Regions from separate parts of the Homo sapiens genome. Here region 2 is linked to region 1. A link is an interaction called in ENCODE POLR2A ChIA-PET data of the cell type or tissue named here. Cell type or tissue: OCI-LY7. All regions are shown on one strand. Links, peaks and the distances in the headings refer to the core of each region. The heading gives the core; the rest is flanking DNA. Region 1 overlaps MCTP2 (multiple C2 and transmembrane domain containing 2). Region 2 has its middle 60 kb from the start of LINC01581.

Region 1 (12,183 bases), core at 5,516-8,015:
TAGGAACCCTATTAGATAGGAATCATCTCCATTTTATTGAAGGGAACACTGAGACTCAGTGAAACCTAGAACTTGCACAAGGTCACCCAACTGGGTTGGAAATCTGGCCTATGTCTTTTTTTACTTTCTACCCCTGTTATTTGATTTCAAGCTAGTGCTGTTTCAACCATTTCAATCACTGCACTCTGTTTTGCATCCCAGGGAAATTATTTCACCCCAAGACTTGAGGGGTTTCAAGACCCATTCCAACTAAGATTTCAGAAATTCCTCTACCTCCTGAGTTTGGAAGTAGCTGTTCTGTGCATTCTCAGGCTCAATGCAAAGGTGAAATCCTTCATGACAGGGGAGGCCTTAAAACCACATCCATGTAGACCTGGAATCTTGCTAAACCCTGTTGTGAAGATAAACGCAGCATGGTCTTGATAAATATGTCATTTAAGAGCAATTTCCTGCCAGATGACTGTGTATATATGAAGCTGGGTAATCTGGAAAAGTCTCTATCCTTTATCTGATCCAAGTGATGCTGTAAACAGGATTGTTAGATTTGTGTAACGAAGCTAGCAATCACATCTAAATATTACTACACTTAATTCCTAAGTGTTCATGTGAGAACAACTTCATTGTGTTTTTATGTTTTTGAATGATTGTAACCTTTTAAATATATACAGATGTTGGCATTTCAAAACCCAGGAAAATTCTTGTGGTGCTATTGATTAGATCAAGGTACTTTTTTTGGTGTGTATCTATTATTAGCATTAAGACACACTTATCAAATAAGATCTTTTCAAGATCCAGAGTATACAGACACGGTGGATGTTTTGGTTATCGTGGTCTTCGAGAAGCTGGGGTTACTTCTCTGAATACTCCACTTATCCCCAGCAGAGCTTCTGAGATATCTCCTAGGGATCCTTTAGTTTCATGTAGAGTCGGTGGCTTTCTAGGATGTGAGAGCAAATGCAGAGGCTGGTGTAAATGGCAGGGGAAAGTAGTGGAAGAATGTAACTAATACTCCCTTGAACCCTACAATCTGATGTGCCGGGCACAGCCTCATCTGCTTTTGAGAACACTCATCGGTGTTGTTTAATATTCATTCCAATAAGAAGCCATTTTACTATAGGTTATGAATGGTAATTTTGTATTTTTGTTTAAACTATTTTCTAATGCAAATTTTGCTGACCAATTCTGGATGTCTTGTTTGTGCAATTTTGGTCGTTTCCATGGTTTGTAGTAATATCCTAAATCTGGCCAGTCGGAAAACCAGGTCTTGCCTGTCGATATCTTTTTGCTGGTGGCTGTGGGTCAGAGCTGACTGACTTAGTACTTACAAGGCATTTGTATTATTGTTGCTTTTTAAAGTATGTGATTAAGCATAGGATAGAATAGTATAGAACAATATTATGTGCTGATGTATGAATGCAGATATATATATTTTTTTTCTGGAAATGAGTGCTAGAAACTTACTAGTGGTTCCTTTGTGGAGATGGTCTAGTTTGAGCTAAGTCACTTTTTATCCTGTGCCTCTAGGCACAATTACAGTTTCCTAAGGCATACCCACTTTAAAAAAAAAAAGTTACCAGGTTTAATTCAGTGGTGAGATAATAGGGCTTTTTATTTTTGTCTTTAAAATGTCATTTAAATTATCCTTGGACCTCAGAATATTAAAGAGACTTTGAATTTGTTTAATATTTCATAGTTTTTTAAAAGTCTGGCATTTATTATTAGATTTTATTAGTTTCTTTGAGATCAGGAGAATTAGCACTACTCTGTATGGTTGTTGAAATGATTAAGGAGAGAAAAGGTTCCAAATTATTCTCTCCATTCAGCAAGAGTTCCTGTAGGCCACTTCTGATGAGGTAGGTGCAGAATGGAACCACTTAAAACGTTTCTACTCCAGTGAGCAAGTAATGAAGGCCTATGCTATGGCTCCCTCAAACCACCTTGTTACTGGGGAAAGACTGGGTTTTGAATTCAGACAAACCCCAGCTCAACTATCAGTTCTGCCATATATTAGCTGTGGGACGTTGACATCTCTGGAACTCAGTTTTCTCATTTGTAAAATGGAGATGAAAATACTTTGAGATGCCTGTGGATATTAGTAAGAATACATGTAGACTGCCTTGCACATAACAGATACTTCATAAATGTCTATTATTCAAGGAAAAGAGGGAGTCTGGATTCTTCGTAATAAGCAAACCTACAGAGGTTTGGGTAAGTGCCTGCCTACGCTGTTATGTCAGCTTTCTCAGAGATCAGGCATCTGTGCACTGCTGAGGTTTTTTTCTACATTGCCTTCTAACCAGGATAAGGATGAGAAAGCATGGTAGGATCTGATACTAAATTACAGTATTAAAAGAAACAAGAGGCACATTTTTGGGCCAGTAACAATTTTAAAAATCTAGTCTATTTACCCAACTTGAGGCTGTTATTTTTAGAGATGAGACACTAGACACTGAAAGTTTTTTTTTAAACTTTAGATTTTTATTTTCATTTTAAAGATGTTTTTCCCTTTTGCATTTTTAACTAAGTTTTGAGGTCAGAAAGCGAGTATTGCACATGCACATATCCTATTGGCAGTATTGGGTTTAGTGGTTTCTTGGTAGTTACCGTATGATTTGATGAAAGCCTGGCCACTTCTGGGGTTAGCTGACAGTGTTTCCTAAATATATGTATATATATGTATACACATATACACGTACACATATACACGTGTATATGTAGATACACATATACACGTGTATATGTGTATCTACACATACACGTGTATATGTGTATCTACACATACACGTGTATATGTGTATCTACACATACACGTGTATATGTGTATCTACACATACACGTGTATATGTGTATCTACACATATACGTGTATATGTGTATCTACGGGTGTGTATATATGTATCTACGGGTGTGGATATATTTATATACGTGTGTGTATATACATACGTACGTATGTACGTATGCGTATATACGTATGCGTATATACGTATATACATACGTATGCGTACATACACATGCGTATATGCGTATATACATACATACGTATGCGTACATACGTATGCGTATATGCATATATACATACATACGTATGCGTACATACGTATGCGTATATGCGTATGTACATACATACGTATGCGTATATGCGTATGTACATACATACGTATGCGTATATGCGTATGTACATACATACGTATGCGTATATGCGTATGTACATACATACGTATGCGTACATGCGTATGCGTATATGCGTATGTACACACATACGTATGCGTACATATGTATGCGTATATGCGTATGTACACACATACGTATGCGTGCATACGTATGCGTATATGCGTATGTACATACATACGTATGCGTATATTTGTATATGTATGTATACACGCATATGTGTATATACGCATATGCGTATATACATATATATGTATACACATATGCGTATATATACACATATATGTATACACATACATATGCGTATATACACATATATGTATACACATACATATGTGTATACATATATGTATACACATGCATATGTGTATATATTTATGAACATATATATGTATATACACATATGCGTATATACATATATGTATACACATATGTATATATTTATGTACACATATATGTATACACATACATATGTGTATATATTTATGTACACATATATGTATACACATACATATGTGTATATATTTACACATATGTGTACACATACATATATGTGTATATATTTACACACACATATGTATACACATACATATGTGTATATATTTATGCACACATATGTATACACATACGTATGTGTATATATTGCACACATATGTATACACATACATATGTGTATATATTTATGCACACATATGTATACACATACATATGTGTATATGTTTATATACACATGTATACACATGCATATGTGTATATGTTTATATACACGTGTATACACATACGTATGTGTATATGTTTATATACACGTGTATACACATACATATGTGTATATATTTATATACACGTGTATACACATATGTGTATATATTTATATACACACATATATACACATACATATGTGTATATATTTATATACACATATGTATACACATGTATATATACACGTATACGTATACACATACATATGTATATATACGTATATGTATACACATAAATATGTATATTTATATTCGTATATGTATACACATACATATGCACCTATGTTTATATACGTATATGTATACACATACATATGCACCTATGTTTATATACGTATATGTATACACATACATATGCACCTATATTTATATTCGTATATGTATACACATACATATGCACCTATGTTTATATACGTATATGTATACACATACATATGCACCTATGTTTATATACGTATATGTATACACATACATATGCACCTATGTTTATAAACGTATATGTATACACATACATATCCACCTATGTTTATATACGTATATGTATACACATACATATGCACCTATGTTTATATTCGTATATGTATACACATACATATGCACCTATGTTTATATTCGTATATGTATACACATACATATGCACGTATGTTTATATACGTATATGTATACACATATGCACCTATGTTTATATACGTATATGTATACACATACATATGCACCTATGTTTATATACGTATATGTATACACATACATATGCACCTATGTTTATATACGTATATGTATACACATACATATGCACCTGTTTATATACGTATATGTATACACATACATATGCACCTGTTTATATACGTATATGTATACACATACATATGCACCTATGTTTATATACGTATATGTATACACATACATATGTACCTGTTTACGTATATGTATACACATACATATGTACCTATGTTTATATATGTATATGTATACACATGTGTATATATTTATACACACATGTTTGTATATTTATACACATGTATAGATTTATACACACATATGTATGTATATATTTATACATATGTGTATATATACATATGTATGTATATATACACATATGTATATATACATATGTGTATATACGTATATACACATATGTATATATTTATATACATATATGTACATATATTTACATACATATGTGTAGATATTTACATACATATGTATATATATTTACATACATATGTATATGTATTTATATACATGTGTGTATATATTTATATACATGTGTGTATATATTTATATATACACATATATGTATATGTATTTATATACATATATGTATATATACATACATGTATGTATTTATATATGTATACATATATGTATATATTTATATACATACATGTATATATTTATATATGTATACATATATGTATATATACGTATATGTACATATACGTATATAGACATATACATATGTACATGTATATATACATATACTTATACATATACATATGTATATGTAAATGTGTATATACATATGTATGTGTATACATATATAAATATATGTGTGTGTGTGTGTATATATATATATATATATCTATATAGACAAAAGAGTACCTTTGAAGGCTTTGGAAGGTGAAACCTAGTCAATGGCTTCATTGGAGCACATACCTACATTTCTGATTGCTCCCCCCCCAGCCAAAAATATTGATCAGCTATGATTTCACGTTTAAACAGGGCAATAGAGAAAATGGAAATGTTTTCTAGTTTCAAAAAACTTGTCTCCCTGGAGTGTCAAGCTTCATCTTCATGAAAAGATTATTAGTGGTAACCTCTTCGGAGCAGAGAGGATTTTAAAGGCAGATGAGGTCTGTGTAGGCTGAGAGTGGGGAGGAAAAATGTGACTTGAGTCTGGAAGAATGGGAGGGACTGGCAAAGGCTTGGGGAGAGGTCGTCACTTTTATCTCTGTTCCTCTCACATTGTGTAGCCTCTTGGAACTTTGCTGAAGGACCCTTTGCAATGCTACACATATTAGGAATGGACACTGAAACCGTCACCTACAGGAAATGAGGTGTCAGAGACTGAAGGACAGGTGGCTTAAAGGTCAAGTATTTGGAGCTGAGCCAATGGTCCTGAATCTCAGCTCTACTATGTAGTAATTGTGTGTCACTGGGAAAGTTACTTAAGCTTTCTGTGCCTCAGTTTATTCGTCAGTGAATGAGTCGTCTAATAGTACCTACCTTATAGAGTTATGAGGATTATAGGATAGTATTTCTAAAGTGCTTAGTACCTGATACCTGAAGCACCATAGCCTCCCCTTAAGGAGTAGCTGCAGTGGCTGATGCTCTTGTTGTTTGGAAATATTGATGGTGGAGAGACTCATTTAACTTTAATGCCATATAATGTGTCATGTTTACCTCCCTTAATAGAACCTAATAATTGCTTCATATTTAAAAACTCATTTGCAGTATTTTAGCTCAGTGGGAAGATTGATTTGGATGTTTTTAATCATTCTAAGCCTTTGTTCTAGCCGAGGCTCTATGAAATGGGTTGCAAAATCCACAGACTGAGAAATGATAGAAAACTAGGGAAAGTTCATTTGGGAATTATCAATTTAAGCTGTCACATGATAATGTCCACTTCATTGCGCTGACACTGGCATTGATGGAATCCAAGTGGTGGAGAAAAATCGATTTAACCTTTTTAAAAGATGATGGTTTTAATATTGATAAGTGTTCTTTACCTTTTCATTTGAGAGATGCTACTGTAATGGAATGCCTTATAAATACTAATGAGTGCTGACTGCCATCTTTGATAGTAACTCCTTTGAGTATTTTAAGACAAACTCCCATGATCTGGGCAAATGTCATGTTAATGCATCCCAGACAGGTTGAGAAATATATTCATTAAATCATGCTTCACATGAGTGTAGGAAGAGTTTATTAATTTATATTTAAAAACCTTTGTAGATTCACAGGCCAAAAAAGGGCTTAGGAGGTGTGTGCGTGTGTGTGCGCGTGAGTGCATGTGATTCCTTTTAATTCATCTGTGGCAGCTTTTTCTCCTTTGATTGAGACATTTGGATCAGTTCAGAGGGCATTGGATGCACATCAGTCAGCTCCTCATGAGTGCTTCCTGGGTGCCTCACCTGCTGCCCTTTCTTAGTCCCCAACATGCTGGGGAATTCCAGCTGTCTCCAGGATCCTCAGGATTGTAAAGGATTTCTGCCTATTAAGATCCAAATGTTAATGGAAAGAGGGGACAGAGAGCTGGGCTTTAGGATCCATGCCAGTTCTAGGATCCTTCAATTCTTGGTTGATAGTGTCTGAGATCACTTATGTGGGCCTTACTCTGTTGTGGAGTTCAGGGGCTTCATTGTCAACCTGTTGATGGTGATTTTGTAGAGATGTTAAGAGGAGTGGGTCATTTCATTACGAAATGATTGGGAAAAACCAGATGGGATGTCCAAGCAGATAAAACGGGCGCATCCTCACCATAGTTTACTCCCTGACCTTCAATCAGTAAGACTGATGATCATTACTAATTTAATGCCTCTGTAAAAAGCTGCCCTGTACCTTATCATAGAGCAATAAATATGTATTACACAACATGTTTTTCCAAAAAGCTTAACAGTTATGAAGCTCTTTAGGTTGATGAACTCCACTAGTCTCTAGGCAGGCTTGGATTTCTAGTAAATATTCAGTCATGATGTTAATAAAACGAATCCTCTTCTGAATTCATTCATTTGTTTGTTCCATCAAAACTTATCTGTAATGTGCCAGGTATTGATGTGGACTGGGAAAATCCAGTCTCTTCCCCTCAGGGCACTTACAGTATTGCAGGGTGGTATTGAGGAGTAGATTAGGAGATTAAGTAAATAAACTAACAAGATAATGTTGGATCCTTAGGGCCATCAAGAATGTGAGGTGTGATGAGATTATGACATGGAGGTACTGCTTCACACTAGAAGGTCAGGATTAGAGTTAGGCTTGGGGTAGAACTTGTTAAGGAGGTGATTCCTGATGTGGGACCTGAAAGAGCCAGGTTTTTGATCTGTGCAAAGGTCACATTATGTAACTAATAACAGCCTTGAATAAGGAAACAAAATCCCTACACTTGCACCCCAAGTGTTTGATGCACCCATTTTCTCCTTATGCGAGGTTTCTAGTGTTATACTTCACACAGGCATTACCCTTCCACCAAGTAGAACTGAACCATCTCGAAATAATGGGCCTCTTCCAGGCAAGGACGTGACTGTGGCTCAGTAGATCCTACCTTTCTTCACACAAACCAAGTTGGCTGAACTTTGCTCCCAATGAGAGCTCCTTCTGTGTTTACTTTCCAATTACATTGGCCAGTCAGGTAAGCCTAGAGCTTTGGCCAGGCTTGCTTTAACTTTCCTTTGACGCTTAAAATATGTTCTTTCGCTTGTTGCTTTTAGCTCTCTGTAAATGCCACACTGTCCTGTCATTCTCAGGCTGTCAAGATTCTGCCCGCTTGTGTCAAGATACTTATTGGAAATTAGAGCTTCCTCTACTTTAAGTCTAAATCTTTTCAACACTGGATTTTTATATGATTTACGAAATTTGAATTGTTTGGTGAACAATGAGCCAAAACAGACAGTGAGGCTTTGCAAAGGTGCAAGTGTCTTAATCAAGAACCCTTCCTGCTCAGTCCGTGGAAACTTACCCAGTGGTGTAAACCCTGCCACGGTGGCTTACACAGGTTCTCTGTGCTTTTTGTTGATTAACTCAATATGGAACAGTATGCTTTGGGTCCTGAGAGTCAGAAGGAATGGTAATACAGAATTATACCTTTATAGAAAAGCAGAAATTTACTAAATTAAATGTTAAACTCGAGCTTAAATGCTATTGAAGCGCTTGTGTTGTGCAGATAGATGCCTGTACTGATTGTTCTCTCTCTGGAGCTTCTGTTCTGTGCAGAGATGACAAACATGATAATATTTTATTACACATAAGTAGGAGTTAAGAATCTGGGATAGATATCTGTCTTGATTTTCCGTAATATGCCTGTACCATGTGAAGTGGTTTCATTTATTTTACATAGCCCTGTGTTATTTAGAATATTCTAAAACTATATGTGGACTTTCCTGTATTGGCTGTTGAATAAGAACTAATTAGCTGTGCCATATCTGGAGTTAGCATGGCCTCTTGAATTGTCTTAAAGAAAGTTGTAGGATATTTCTGGTCCTTCTATAGGATCTATGGTTCTGATATTTGTGCTGAGATGGAGATGGTAATACCAGCCTAGAGCCATTGCTCCCCTTTCCAAAGCCCAAGGCAGATGTTCAAGTGAATGACATCATATTTCCCACTGAGTCTCAGAATCTTTTTTTTTTTTTTTGAGACGGAGTCTCACTCTGTCACCCAGGCTGGAGTGCAGTGGCGCGATCTCAGCTCACTGCAACCTCCGCCTCCTGGGTTCACGCCATTCTCCTGCCTCAGCCTCTTGAGTAGCTGGGACTACAGGCACCCGCCACCACGCCCAGCTAATTTTTTGTATTTTTAGTAGAGACGGGGTTTCACTGTGTTAGCCAGTATGGTCTCGATCTCCTGACCTCGTGATCCACCCACCTCAGCCTCCCAAAGTGCTGGGATTACAGGCATGAGCCACCGTGCCTGGCCAGAATCTTTTTTTTAATAACAGCTCTTCAGGTAGCTGTCATGAGTTGATCTGAGCTGGTCACCAGAAACCTAGTTGTCATCCAAGACTGTTTTTGATTAAACTTTTTCTTTCTGTTGTCTGAAAGCACACATACAAAATGTCACTGCAAACATTACTTTTATTTTTACATTCGCTTATTACAAAACATTATGTCAATAGTAAAAGAAAAAAAAAGCACATATTATCTGCCTTTGGAAAAAATCAGCCATCAGTGATTTTTTCATTTTTTTTTTCCCCAACTTAAGCCATACTTGTACATCACTTCACAGAGCCATAAACATAGTTTTGGTAGAATTTTGTAGTTTGTGTTTTTCACTTAAAATTATACCATAAATTATTTTCCAGGTGACTACATAGCATTGGAGAATTCATTTTTAATGGCTGCATTAGTGAAAATGAGTGGCTCGTATTTCTGTTCCTGGTGTATGTGTGTATCTAAAAATATATCACTTAATATGCATTCTGTGCTACATTTCCTAGGCTTGTAGAACATTTATAGTTTGTAGTAACTCAGTTGTCACCTTGTGCAAACTGTGCAAGAGATTCTATCCTTCACTTGTGCTGATGGAGTAATTTAAAATTTCATGTCGTGAGCACGTATTGAGGATTACTATAGAAGCCTATGAACACTGGATTTTTGTATGGATTTTCTCTAATATACTCTAAATCTAAAAACACATTAAGGCAAAGCACCTGGCTCCTCAAAGAGCTAACACCATGAAATTACCTAGAAAACAAAATTTAGCTAAATGAATTTATACCTTACTACAGGGACTGAGAGTTATCTATTTTTTTCTATTAGCTGAACAGCAGTCTTTATCTCTGTTATATGAAATGACATGAGCTGTGCAAGGTGAAGTCACTCAGAGAACAATCATAACATTAAGAGAAATGTGGCCTGAAAGAATACATTTTGATTTTTATGCTACTTATAGAGTTCAGTGTGATGGAGCTAGGAAAATTGACAGCAGAGCCCAACAATTTTAGTACAGAATTTATCTGCTCTGGGAAAAAGCTGTCTTCATTGTGTTATGAAATGTGAATTGGTGTTGGGTATTTATAGAGTGAGAGGCAGCAGAAAATGTCCTCATAGTCAAGTTTAAGAAAATGTCTTATCTAAATGAGAAGCAATACATTGATATCTATACTGACATAAGTAGCATGACTATGGAAGATGATTAGATAAGAGTGGCCCTTGGTTGACTTCATGACTTCTGTTTGATTGGCAGTGTATAAAATGTAGTAATTTCACATAAACATTTGGGCTGAGAGCATCTCTTGAAAGATCTGAGTGTGAGGCGAGTCAGGCTGCATTCCTGCAGAGCTGCCGTAGCCACAGTGAGGACAGGACCCATGGTCACCTGGGATTTTGACCCTGACAAATAAATATATCTTTTTACTTTACCGAATTCATCTCCTTAAAATGTGTCAGTTTCTAGACCTGTACATTCATTCCAACTTGGCTTAAAATTAATAAATTTTGTCATTTTTATGTTTTCTTAATCATCCTAAAATACACATAACCTAATACGCATTTTGTTTTTTTTTTTTGAGACGGAGTTTCGCTCTTGTTGCCCAGGCTGGAGTGCAGTGGCGCGATCTCAGCTCACTGCAACCTCCACCTCCCGGGTTCAAGCAATTCTCCTGCCTCGGCCTCCTGAGTAGCTAGGATTACAGGTGCCCGCCACCACGCCTGGCTAATTTTTGTATTTTTAGTAGAGACGGGGTTTCTCCATGTCAGTCAGGCTGGTGTCGAACTCCCGACGTCGGGTGATCCACCTGCCTCGGCCTCCCAAAGTGCTGGGATTATAGGCGTGAGCCACCACACCTGGCTGCAATGATCATTTTTAAGTATACAGTTCAGTGACGTTATGTTTATATTGTTGCACAACTGTCACCTCCATCCGTCTCCTGAACTCTTCATTTTGTGTAACTGAAACTGTGTCCATTAAACACTGTTTCCTCATTGTCCTCTCCCTCTGCCCCTGACAGCCATCATTCTACTTTCTGTCTCCACGAATTTGACTACTTTAAGTAGCTCCCATAAGAGGACTCCTATAGTATTTGTCCATTTGTGACTGGCTTATTTCCCGTAGCATAATGTCCTCAAGGTTCATCCACGTCCTAGCAATTGCCAGAATTTCCTTCTTCTTAAAGGCTGAATAATAATATGTTGTATGTATTTATCGCATTTTGTTCATTCGTAGACACTTGAATTGCTTCTTTTGCCTATTGCAAATAGTGCTGCTAGGAACATCGGTGTACAATTATTTAAGTCCCTGCTTTCGTTTCTTTTGGGCAGATACCCAGAAGTGGAATTGCTAGATTATGTGATGATTCTATGGTTATTTTCTTGAAGAACTGCTACATCATTTTTCCATAGCGGCTGTACCATTTTACATTTCCACCAACAGCACACTAGGGTTCCAATCTCTCTAGAGTCTTGCCAACACTTGCCATTTTCTGTTTTGTTGTTGTTGATAGCCATTCTAGTGAGTTTAAAGTGTGTCTCATAATTTCCATGTACATTTCCCTAAGAATTAGTGATATTGAGTATAACGTTTTTACAGAGCTTACTACAGTTGTA
Region 2 (12,183 bases), core at 5,626-8,125, 78 kb before region 1:
TCCAAGAAAGAGGAAATCCCAGAGCAATTTGGCTTTGGTTTTTCTGCAATAGATCAAACAAAACATAACAAGCCTCACCTGCCCCTGACTGCCTTTTGCCCTGGGTGTACATATCCATGTGTTTGTGTGTGTGTGTGTGTGTGTGTGTGTATTAAATACATTTTCCTGCTGTTTCTATTCTTTCATTATCATAACAGAAAGATAACAGAGCCTGAATAACACAAGACCCTGGAGACCTGTTAGATTAAAAGCTCATGGAGTGCTTTAACCAGTTTTATAGTTGTTATAACGGTGACGAAAACATTCAGAGAGCTAAACCCACGGATATATATATATGTATGTGTATATATGTATGTATATATGTATGTATATATGTATATATGTATGTATATATGTATATATACATGTATATATATGTGTATATATACATGTATATATATGTATATATGTATGTATATATGTATATATACATGTATATATATGTATGTATATATGTACATGTATATATATGTATATATACATGTATATATATGTATGTATATATGTACATGTATATATACACACATATTATATATAAGCCCTGTGATTTCTCATTTATAAATGAGGCCTATTATTTCTCATTTATAAATGATCCCAATGGTTTTTATCTCATCAGGCTGTTTTGAAGCATAAATAAATAAGCAGATGTTCACATATCCAATACATGCGTAGTATAGACATAATACTACATGTGCAAGATCTGTCAGAGTAGATGAATGTGAATTCAGGTGTAGTTTCTGCTTGGGGTGAAGGAACGTTGGGAGGCTATACTGTTTCATGGGAAAAAACACAGGCAATGTTGTCACATCAACCTGGATTAAAACCATTACTTTATCACATACTAGTAAGCTTCTTAATCTATCTGGAACCCCTATGTATAAAATAAACTGAATACCTACTTAACAGAGTTGTTGTCGTGTAAAATGCTTGAATGCCCAGCAATTGAAGCAGATTGGCATAGAGGGGCAGGGCCTGGGCAGAACAAGCATGTGAAGACCTCCTTCTGTGCCCCTTCAGCTCCTTGTCTCACCATAAACCTCAGAAATGCAATGATGCTACCAAGAAAGCGTGCAGCAGCCACCACGAAAAGCTTTGATTTCCTCCTCTTTCTATTGCTCCTTCTCTCTCCTTGGGACTCACGCTAAGAACTTGAACTGTATGATTTCATATCACTTAAGGAAAAAAAAGGAATATTAGGGAGTTCAAGGGGCAGCCACTTGGCAAACATGAAAGCTTGCTTCGGAACATCTTTATAAGCCCCATTTTCATCCAGGTGCTCCTGAGAGCTGCCCCCTGCAGAGCTAACAGAGGCTTCAAGTCCACGCTGCTCATATCCCTTGGCAGCAATTAGAGAAACTGCCCTTCAACATGGGCTTTATTTTATCCTGTGATTGCTAGGGAGAGCTACAAACAGCATCCAGCAGGCAGCGATAGCATTACCTGTTATCATTGTCATTTTCTATTTCATTTATGTTCAACCGCCTTAAATACCGGAAAAGCAGTTTTACTTAAAAGGCTTGGCCCTGCACTTCCAGGTTTATCAGAATAAAGCAGAAACCAAGCTGGAGAGTTTTAAGGGCACAGGAAAAAAAATTAACACCGTTTGGAGACAGGAGGCTTTGAATTATAGTGGGCAAAGATAGCTGGGTTCTGCTTAAGACTTTAAGCATCCAAATAGGTGCATTTAAAATAAATGCCCCCACAGACTTCATCTGAACCCTCATGCCTTTTGTGATCAACATAAAGCAAGCCTCTCAGCAGTAGCTCTCATAAATTCCAAGGATTAATCCACACAGATTGCATTTGGGATACAACAGCAGGTTCGGATGAAGAGCGGGTAGTTTTGTCTGAATGCTTTTCGCTCAGTTAGTAGCAGGACAGCTATCTGTTTTTTGAGACTTAAATTTGGAAATAACTGTCATTTATTGGGTACTTTAATGGGCTAGGTGAGGCCTGTTCAAGGACTTTAGATGGAATTTCATTTAACTCGTACAAAATCTTGTAAGTAGCATTAAAGACGAAGAAATCAAGACTCAGAGAGATAATTAACTTGCTGAAAATCAAATTGCTGGTAAGTAATGGAGAGCCAAAATTTAGGTAAGAAGGGATATCAGAGTCAAGGTGACAGCAGATGTATCTTACTCAAAAACATCATTCCTCTTCCACCAGGCCATACCTTTGACATATGCAAAATAAATATTGCCAAATCTAAGATGCCATCAGTTGTGAGATGCTCTGTCATGTATCATAAAGAAAAGACAAAAAAACTTGTCAATTAAACTGATTCCAAGACACATTCTAATTTCAGATGTAAAATGTGAGGAAAAAAGTGTTTTTAAAGAGCCGTGAAAAAATGGTAATTAAAAAACTAGGCTTAAATGTAAACAACAAAAATGGTAATTAAAAACTAGGCTTAAATGTAAACAACAAAAATGGTAAGTAGAAAACTAGGCTTACATGTAAACAAAAAAATGGTAATTAAAAAAACTAGGCTTAAACGTAAACAGTAAAGAAGTAATACGCAGGCCTAGCTGGAGGGCAGATTGATGATACACAAGGCACATTCTTGTTACCTCTGCTTTCTCCGAAGCTGAGAATAAAATCCAGATTCAATCATTGCCGTTTCTGTATTCTACCTGCAGGGGGCAGTGCAGGCTACTGTATGTGGCCTTTGGCCTCACTGGGAAAGGGTTTCAGAGGATCAGGGGCAGTTGGAGAAATTTTTTTCACTTCTTTTATTTGTATTTGCTGTTTCTGAACTGATTTGAATCACAGTGTCATTTCTGTTGCGCTTTCCTTCTCCTTCTTCTCCTCTCTGATGTCTTCTCTCTCCGCATTTACTCTTTTTCTCCCAAGATTCCCAAAGTCTGAAACAGCTCTACTTGCAGTGAAAAGAAATGCGTCCCCCTTTTCCTTGCACTTCTAATCAGACGTTGACGGATTAGCTAAAGGCGGGGGGAAGCTGGTGTCCTGATTATTCTATGTGCCCATTTATCTGGAGAATGTTTCTCAGGTAGATCTTCCTACCTCTTGATGTACTTGATGAAATCTATTTCTATCACTTTCCTCCTAAAACCCTCAAATACCCCGTCAAATCCCATAGGATAAGTCTAAGCATGGAAATCTATCTTAGCCTGTTTCTCCTACCCTGTTCTGCACCACTACACCAGGCTGCAGCCCGTGAACACATACTGTGTCCATTCCCAACTCCGGGCCTTCACTTATGGCTGCCTTCTCTCTGAAATGTCCTTCCCCTATTCTCTGCTCATAAAACATCATGCTCACTCATCCCTCAAAACTCAGTTCAAGTTCCTTAGTGAAACCTTCTCTCACTTGAACTTCACAGCCTTCCACATACATCCCAACCATCTTAGCAGCCTTCTGTGCACAAGCTCATTGGCAGGCTGTCACTCTAGCAGCTATCAATGTGGCAATCTTCCTCTTTCGTTCTTATTTATATCTGTTTTCCCATTACATAGCACAGGGCTGGAATGATGGTAGGTACTCAATTCATATTTATTAAATTCATAATCGAATGGCTCTTTTCTAAAATACACTACTTCTGATATATCCTAGGTAAGTTATCTTTAACTTGTACACATTTAGGTCACCCGGAAAGCTCTTGAAACTCCTCATAAACAGACCCCACCCCAGACCAATGAAACCAGAACTTCTGTGGATGTAGCCCAGGCATGAGCATCTTTGAAAGTTCTCCAGCTTTCAAGACGCAACCAAGGCTTAGAATTACTGCCATTGCAGTGATTTACAAAATGTGGTCCCAAGGCCAGCCATATCAACCTTTTATGGTAAAGGCAAATTTTTAGGACTCACCCAAAACCATAAATGCAGAAATGGCTGGGGAGTTTGGGAGTGGTGGCTGGGGGGCGGGGGGGGGGGCAGGGTAGCAATCTGTATTTTAAGAGACCATTTATTTAGTCAACGCATACTACAGTGTAAGAACCACTGCCTCGTCCTGGCGTGGCTCACGCCTGTAATCCCGTTGTGTCCGGAGTTGGTTCCTCCATGCCTGTAATCCCAGTGTGTCCGGATTTGGTTCCTTCCAGTAGGTTCGTGGTCTTACTGACTTCAAGAATGAAACCGCGAACCTTGCTGGTGAGTGTTACAGCTCTTCAACGTGGCAGGGACCCAAAGAGTGAGCAGCAGTAAGATTTATTATGAAGAGTGAAAGAATAAAGCTTCCCCAGCAAGGAAGAGGACCCTACCACGTTGCCGCTGCTGGTTGGGGTGGCCAGCTTTTATTCCCTTATTTGTCCTCCCCCCATGTCCTGCTGATTGGTCCATTTTACAGAGCGCTGATTGGTCCATTTTACAAAGTGCCAATTGGTCCATTTTACAAACCTCTAGCTAGCTACAGAGTGCTGGTTGGTGCATTTTTGCAGAGCACTGATTGGTGAATTTATAAACCTCTTGTAAGACAGAAAAGTTCCCCAAGTCCCCACTGGATCCAGGAGGTCCAGCTGTCTTCGCCTTTCAGTAGGACTTTGGGAGGTTGAGGTGGGCGCATCCCCTGAGGTCAGGAGTTCGAGACCAGCCTGGCCAACATAGTGAAACCCCGTCTCTACTAAAAATACAAAAATTAGCTGGTGTGGTGGGACGTGCCTGTTATCCCAACTACTCGGGAGGCTGAGGCAGGAGAATTGCTTGAACCCAGGAGGTGGAGGTTGCAGTGAGCCAAGATAGTGCCACTGCACTCCAGCCTGGGCAACAGAGCGATACCCCGTCTCACACCCACACAAAAATACTAAAATAAAAAAAAAAACCCACTGCCTCCGAGATTCACTTTAAATAATGTTGCAATGTTTTGTGTGAATGAATCCTTCCTCCACCTTGTTCCGATTTTATTCTGGGCACTATTTCTTCCATATACTTACAAACAAAAAGCAGGCTCATATTAGATTTTTTTTTTAACCCAGTTTGGTCTTGTGATCTACATCAATCCATCTTGTGACCAATATCAATGCAATAGCCCAAAAAGATATTTTACATGTTTATTTCATGCCTTAAAACAACCAGAAATATCATTGTCATGGCTAATTTCCAAATTATGAACTAAAAATTGACAAAAAACGAACATACATTGGACTTTCACTATGTGCCACACACATATTAATACACTTAACATGTATTATGTTAAGTGCTTAATTATCTCACAACTCTAAAAAGTGAGTACATTAGCACATCCATTCTACAGATGAGAAAAGGAAGGCTGGAAAAAGACATGATGAATCCAGGGGGAAGAGCAGGGATTTGAATTCAGATCTGCCCTGACGTCAAGTTCTTCTTTGGGGTTTCATGATTTTCCATTTTGTACTTTGCACATAGTCATGCAGCTGTAGAGTGAAGAAAATCTGTTGCTTTTCAAAGTTCCTGGCTAGTTCCTGAAGAAATGTTATTACTTTGAGCACACTGATATGGTTTGGCTGTGTCCCCACCCAAATCTCATCTTGAATTTTAGCTCCCATAATTCCCACTTGTTGTGGGAGGTGATTGAATAATGGGGGGGGGTGGGTCTTTCCTGTGCTGTTCTCGTGATAGTGAATAAGTCTCACGAGATCTGATGGTTTTATACAGGGGAGTTCCCATGCACATGCTCTCTTTTTTTGCTTGCCACCATGTAAGATCTGACTTTGCTCCTCCTCTACCTTCTCTCATGATTGTGAGGCCTCCCCAGCCATGTGGCACTGACTCCATTAAACCTCCTTCCTTTATAAATTACCCAGTCTCAGGTATGTCTTTATTAGCAGTGTGAGAACAGGCTAATACACACATTAAATAATTATGCTGTTTCCTGCTCATTTGGAGTGGTATACACATAAGGGCTTTCTCTCTTTTTTTTTCCCCCAAGGCTTTAAAAAGGGGTATGATTTCAACACTCACAGGATTGGAGAGGAAGTTTTATTCGAAGACGGTAAAACTCTTAAACTCACAGCCTTGGTTCTAAACCTATGGTCTGAATTCTTAGAGTCATTATTCACGTTGTCATTCTGAGTCTATGAATATTACTAAAGTTTTACCAGGCCCTGTGCTAGGCTTTGGGAGGCAGAGCGGTGAAAGAGATAGGTAAGGCCTCTGCTTTCCTCTTAATCAAGCCAGGGCCCCTGCTTGCTCGCCATCAAGAAGAACCATATCTACAATACATAAATCAGTGCAGTAGCTAAGTTTAGATGTTATGATTGCATTACCAAAGGCAATAAGACAGGAGGTGGCCAGCGCAGGCCTCCATGAACTAAACTGTATCGTGTGTGTGTGTGTGTGTGTGTGTGTGTGTGCGCGCGCGCGTGTGCGTGTGTGTGTGTACACGTTTCCTCTTAAGGGTACTGACAGAAAGATCTTTTTACCTGCGTACCTCTGTTAATAACTAGTTCTAAACTATGTTGGAGAATGGGTATGGATTCTACAACCAGATTAAATAGATATGGCCTATCTGACAAAGCAAACCTGAGATTCTATTTTCAAAACAGTACACCTCAATCATAAAATCTCTAATGCCAGCACCACCTGTAGCTCGCTGAGCCCCAGCTGAAGGAGAAGGGGATAAGTAAGGAGGTTTTTAAGACCGTGGCTGGTACAAAGCCGACTGCCCACAGATCAACCAGTGGCAAAGCCCCCAGGAAGCAACCGGCTGTGGAAGCTGCTTGCAGTAGTGCGCCCTCTCCTGGAAGGGTGAAGAAAACTCATAATTACAGGCCTGGTTACTGTGACACTCCATGATATCAGACCTTATCAGAAGTCCTCCAAACTTCTGATTTGCAAACTTTCCTTCCAGCATCTGATGCACGTAATTGCTCAGGACTTGAAAACATCTGCGCTTTTAGAGCGCAGCTATTGGTGCTTTGCAGGAGGCAAGTGAGTGAGGGCTATCTGGTTGGCCTTTTTGAAGACACCAACTTGTGCACTATCCATGCCAAATGTGTAACAATTATGCCAAAAGTCGTCCAGCTAGCACATCTCATACGTAGAGAAGGTCCTTAAGAATCCTCTATGATGGGAACATTTCATTCTGAGAAAAATTCTCTTCTTCTTGTTATTGGTGGTTCTGAATGTTAGATATTTTTTTTTCCATGGGGTCAAAAGGTAACTAAGTATATGATTGCCAGTGAAAAAACAGAGGACAGAAACCAGATATTGACACTTTTTTTCTGTGTTCGTTTGTGTGTGAACTGTTAGTATAAATGCCCTGCATTTATGTCCCTACATGAAGCATTAATGCAAGTCAAACCTTTCAGTGAAGAAGTCTCAGTGGTTAAACTTTATAACAATTAAGAAACCTGTTATTTTTTTTCTGAACAATGCTAGCATTTGGATTTTTTAAAAAAAAATAAGTAAATGTTTTATTGACAGCAACTAAATGGTGTTTGTAGCATTTTTATCAAATGACAGATACCATCCATTCACTAGACTTTTCTCACTGAATTGTCCTACATGCAGTACGTGTTTTTTAATGTTGTCTTTCTTCTGTGTTGTTTCTGTAAGTTTGCTATTAAAATACATTAAACTATTTTTAAAAAACTCTCCATAGGTCGTGGTCAGCAAGCATGTCTTCAGCAATCACATCAGTCTCAGGAGAAATTTTCATGGTCAGGAAGATAAATTTCATCCTAGATAGGGCAGTGTTGTAATAAAGGCATAGAATAGGATGGAAGCATGGTGATGACCAGGAATAATGAGAACTCTCCTCTACCTGCCTGTCCAACAGATATATTATTTAAGGATAATTAGTTCAATGCTTAAATCAATGAAATCTTATTTTAAAATAGAGTTACAAATAATCACTTTTAGTAACTCAGAAGGAAGCACTGGGATGAGGCTATGAAAGGCAGAATGTGTTAGTGAACAAAGTCATTGAGTCCGTTAGGTCACAACTGAGACTATGCTTTCAAAAGCATCCCCTAGCCTAATTACCCAATTGTTTTCTTTTTGATTTTTAGACAGAGTCTTGCTCTGTCACCCAGGCTGGAGTGGTGCGATCTGGGCTCACTGCCACCTCCGCCTCCCAAGTTCAAGCAATTCTCCTGCCTCAGCCTCCTGAGTAGCTGGGACTACAAGTGTGCACCACCACGCCTGGCTAATTTTTGTATTTGTAGTAGAGACAAGATTTCACCATGTTGGCCAGACTAGCCTCAAAGTCCTGACCTCAACAGATCCACCCACGTTGGCCTCTCAAAGTTCTGGGATTACAGGCATGAGCCACTGCACCCAGCCCTATATGTATTTTTTTAATAGTCCTTTTCCCCTAGAATTGTTCACAACCCTTATTCTATTCCTTTCCTTATGTTTCTGTCTTTCATCCTCCCCATCAGGAGGGCCAATTACAAAATACTCAGGGAAGGAAAGGCTCTTAGGGACATGTTTCTAGGAAGATGAATCTCTATAAACTTTCCTTCAAACAATCACCAACTCCAGTTTCCTGATTTTAACTCAATTGTCAAGTCATTGTTAGATTCAAAAATAGTAAACAAGAAAGCAAAGAATAAATCAGAACCTGAGGATAAAGGGCAGAAGGTTCATTGAAGAAGGTAAAAGTTTGGTCCACAAAAACAATTTTAGAATAAATGAATCCAGTAATGTCGCAGGATACAAAACCAACACTCAAAACTCAGTGTGTTTCTCTACACTAACAACAGAAAACCCCAGAAGGAAATAAAATCAACAATCCCTTTTACAATACCATCAAAAAGGATAATGTAGAATAATGAAGGTGCTTACCACTATGAACTTCCCTCTTAGGTCTACTTTTGCTGCATCCCCTAAGTTGTGTTTCCATTTTCAATTGTCTCAAGATATTTTTTAATTTTCCTTTTGATTTCTTCTTTGACCCTTTGGTTGCTCAGAAGTATGTTGTTTAATTTCTACCTATTTGTGTGTTTTCCCATTTTCTTCCTGTGATTGGTTTATAGTTTTATATCACTGTGATTGGAAAAGATAACCTGGTATGATTTCAACCTTCTTGAATTTGTTAAAACTTATTTTGTGTCCTAACATATGGTCTATCCTGGAGAATGTTCCATGTGTACTTGAAAAGAATAGTATCCTGCTGCTGAAGGATGGAGTGTTCTATTGTAAAGCATGGCCACTATAGTTAATAATAATGTATTATTAAGTTGGTGCAAAAGTCATTGTGTTTTTTGCCAATGCACCACTGCACTCCAGCCCGGCAACAGAGCGAGACTCCATCAAAAAAAAAAAAAAAGTATTTGCAAAAACCACAATTACTTTTGCATCAACCTAATAAATACTTGAATTGCTAAGAGTTTAAATCTTACCTGTTCTTACCACAAAAATATATATGCCTGTGAGATTATAGTTAATTAGTATGATTTAATCATTTAATAATGTACAAATATACCATAACATCACAGTGCACACCACAAGTACACAAATTTTTCTTTGTCAGTTATAACTTAATAAACCGGGGAACATTTTTTAAGAGCTGAAAGTATTATAAATATGTAAAAAAAGAAGAATAAAATACTTAGGAATAAGGTTTTGTTTTTCATTTTTTTAATTTATTTCATTTTATTTTTTAGTGATACATAACAGATGTACATATTTTGGGGGCACCTGTGATAATTTGATACATTCATATAATCCTAGGGTAATTAGGATATCCATCACCATAAATATTTATCTTTTCTTTATGCTAGAAATATTGGAATTAACAGATAAACATAAGGAGGCAAAAATCTTGTACACTGAAAATTATAAAACGTTATTGAAAAAATCAAAGAAGATAAAAATAAATGGAAAGACATCCTATGCTCATGATTGGAAAAACTTAATTCTATAACGATATTCATAGTACCCAAAAAATCTATAGATTCATTGCAATCCCTATCAAAATCTCAATGGCAATTTTTGTAGAAATAGACAAAACCCATCCTGAAATTGATAGGGAATCTCAGAAGACTCTGAATAGTCAAAACAATCTTTAAAAAGAAGACCAAAGTTGGAGTTCTCATACTTCCTGAATTCAAAACATAATACAAATCTACAGTAATCAAAACAGCATGGTAATAGCATAAAGAGAAACATATAGACCAATAAAACAGAATAGGCAGCCCAGAAATAAACTCTTGCTTACATGGTAAAATTATTTTCAACAAGGGAGTCACAGTCACACAATAGGGAAAGGAGAGCTTCCTGAATAAATGGTATTGGGAAAACTAGATATCCACATTCAAAAGAATGAAATTGGATTCTTACCTTAAACAATATACTAAAGCTAACTCAAAGTGAATCAAAGGCCTAAATGTAAGATTTAAAACTTTAAAACTCCGCAAAGAAAACATAGGGGAAAGGCTGCATGACATTGGAATTGGCATTCATTTCTTGAATACGACACCAAAAGTACAGGAAACAAAAACAAAACAGACAAATGAGACTATATAAAAGCTACAGATGAGACTATATAAAAGCTACAAACTATTTGGCATCGAAAAAGTCAACAGTGAAAAGGCAACCTACGGAATGGGAGAAAATATCTGCAAATCATCTATCTCATAAGTTCGTATCCAGAATATAGGTAGACTTCTTAGAACTCAACAATTAAAAACAAATAACCCAGTTCAAAAATGGGCAAAGAACTCAGCTAGACACTTCTCCAGTTGGCCAATAAACACATGAAAAGATGTTTAATATCACTAAACAACAGAGAAATGCAAATCAAAACCACAGTGAGATACCATCTCACACCCATTAGGATGACTATGATTTAAAAAACAAAAACAAAAGCAGAAAACAAGTACTGGCAAGGATGCAAAGAAATTGGAGACCTTGGACACTCCTTAGTGGGAGTGTAAAATGATGCACCTACTGCAGAAAACAGTATGAAGTGTCCTCAAAAACATAAGAATAGAATTACCATATGATCCAGTAATGCCATTTCTGAATATATGTCTGAAAAATTAAGAGCAGGAACTTCAAGAGATCTTTGCACACCTACGTTCATAGCAGCACCATTCACAACAGTCAACATTTGGAAGCAACCAAAATGTTCATGGATGGATAAATAAAGAAAATGCGTTCTTTACATACAATGGAATATAATTCAGCCTTAAAAAGGAAGAGAAACTTGTCACATGTTACAACATGGTTGACCCTTGAGGACATTACGCTAAGTGAAATAAACCAGTCACAAAAAGACAAATAATGTGTGATTCTACTTATATGAGGTATATGAAAAGCCAAACTCATAGAAAGTAAAATTGTGGTTGCTAGGGGGCAGAAAGCAGGGAGGTTTTGTTCAATGAGTCTAAAGTTTCAGTGCACAATTAAAATTTCTGGACAACTATTGCACAGCTATGCGAATACAGTTAACACTACCAAATTGCACAATTTAAAATTGTTAAGATGATAAATTATGTTAGATAGAGTGCTTTAAGAGAGAGAAGAGCAGTCGTTCTTGGGGTATAGCTACAGTTAGTCAAAGTCATTGTATTTGGCGCATTAGGTGTTACAGTTTAGTGAAAAAGGAAGTTTGTGAATAAGGAAGAAGAAACCCAGAGAGGGATGTAAACAGGAAAGAGGAATAAGATGGAGGCGTGGCCGGGCGCGGTGGCTCACGCCTGTAATCCCAGCACTTTGGGAGGTCGAGGCGGGTGGATGATGAGGCCCAGAGATGGAGACCATCCTGACTAACACGGTGAAACCCCGTCTCTACTAAAAATACAAAAAATTAGCCAGGCGTGGTGGCAGGAGAATGGCATGAACCCAGGGGGCAGAGCTTGCAGTGAGCCGAGATCACGCCACTGCGCTCCAGCCTGGGAGACAGAGCGAGACTCCGTCTCCAAAAAAAAAAAAAAAAAAAAAAAAAAGATGGAGGCGTAAGAGAATAAAGAGCTGGTGGGCCAGGAGAATGCCCTGTAGCAGAGGGCAGAAAAAAGTGCTGGTAGTGGGTGTTGGTTAGTGGTGTTCTGTACTGCAGATATTTACGGGAAAAACGATACCCAAAGTGGGAACATTTCAGAAAAGGCAGAATTAGCCTTGGAAAATTAGGAGGGAAAAATGAGAGAATGAACATAGAAATAGAGTTTATTAATCAGAATGTAATACTGCAAACCACAGCAAAAGAATTTGGTTAACTCAAGCAAAAAGGAATGTATTTGGAGGGTCTTGGGTTAACTC

The links. Peaks named below come from ENCODE experiments on the same cell type or tissue, not always from the same donor. Only the 100,000 strongest peaks of a DNase experiment are listed, where the experiment ranks them.
Region 2: POLR2A ChIA-PET joins it to region 1 with 6 read pairs; 5 of 35 experiments call an interaction of 5 or more read pairs at or near these places.

What each region holds. Positions count from the first base shown.
Region 1 is chr15:94,240,229-94,252,411 of GRCh38, forward strand. All of the region lies in intron 1 of MCTP2 (multiple C2 and transmembrane domain containing 2), which reads left to right. Among named protein-coding and RNA genes, the nearest start is that of MCTP2, 15 kb to the left of the region's middle. In OCI-LY7, for the core only: no CTCF peak of the experiment used is centred there; no DNase peak of the experiment used is centred there; H3K27ac peaks cover 628 bases.
Region 2 is chr15:94,161,729-94,173,911 of GRCh38, forward strand. It overlaps the pseudogene H3P40. Among named protein-coding and RNA genes, the nearest start is that of LINC01581, 60 kb to the left of the region's middle. In OCI-LY7, for the core only: CTCF peaks have their summits at 6,714 (motif pointing left) and 6,915; a DNase peak (open chromatin) is centred at 6,703.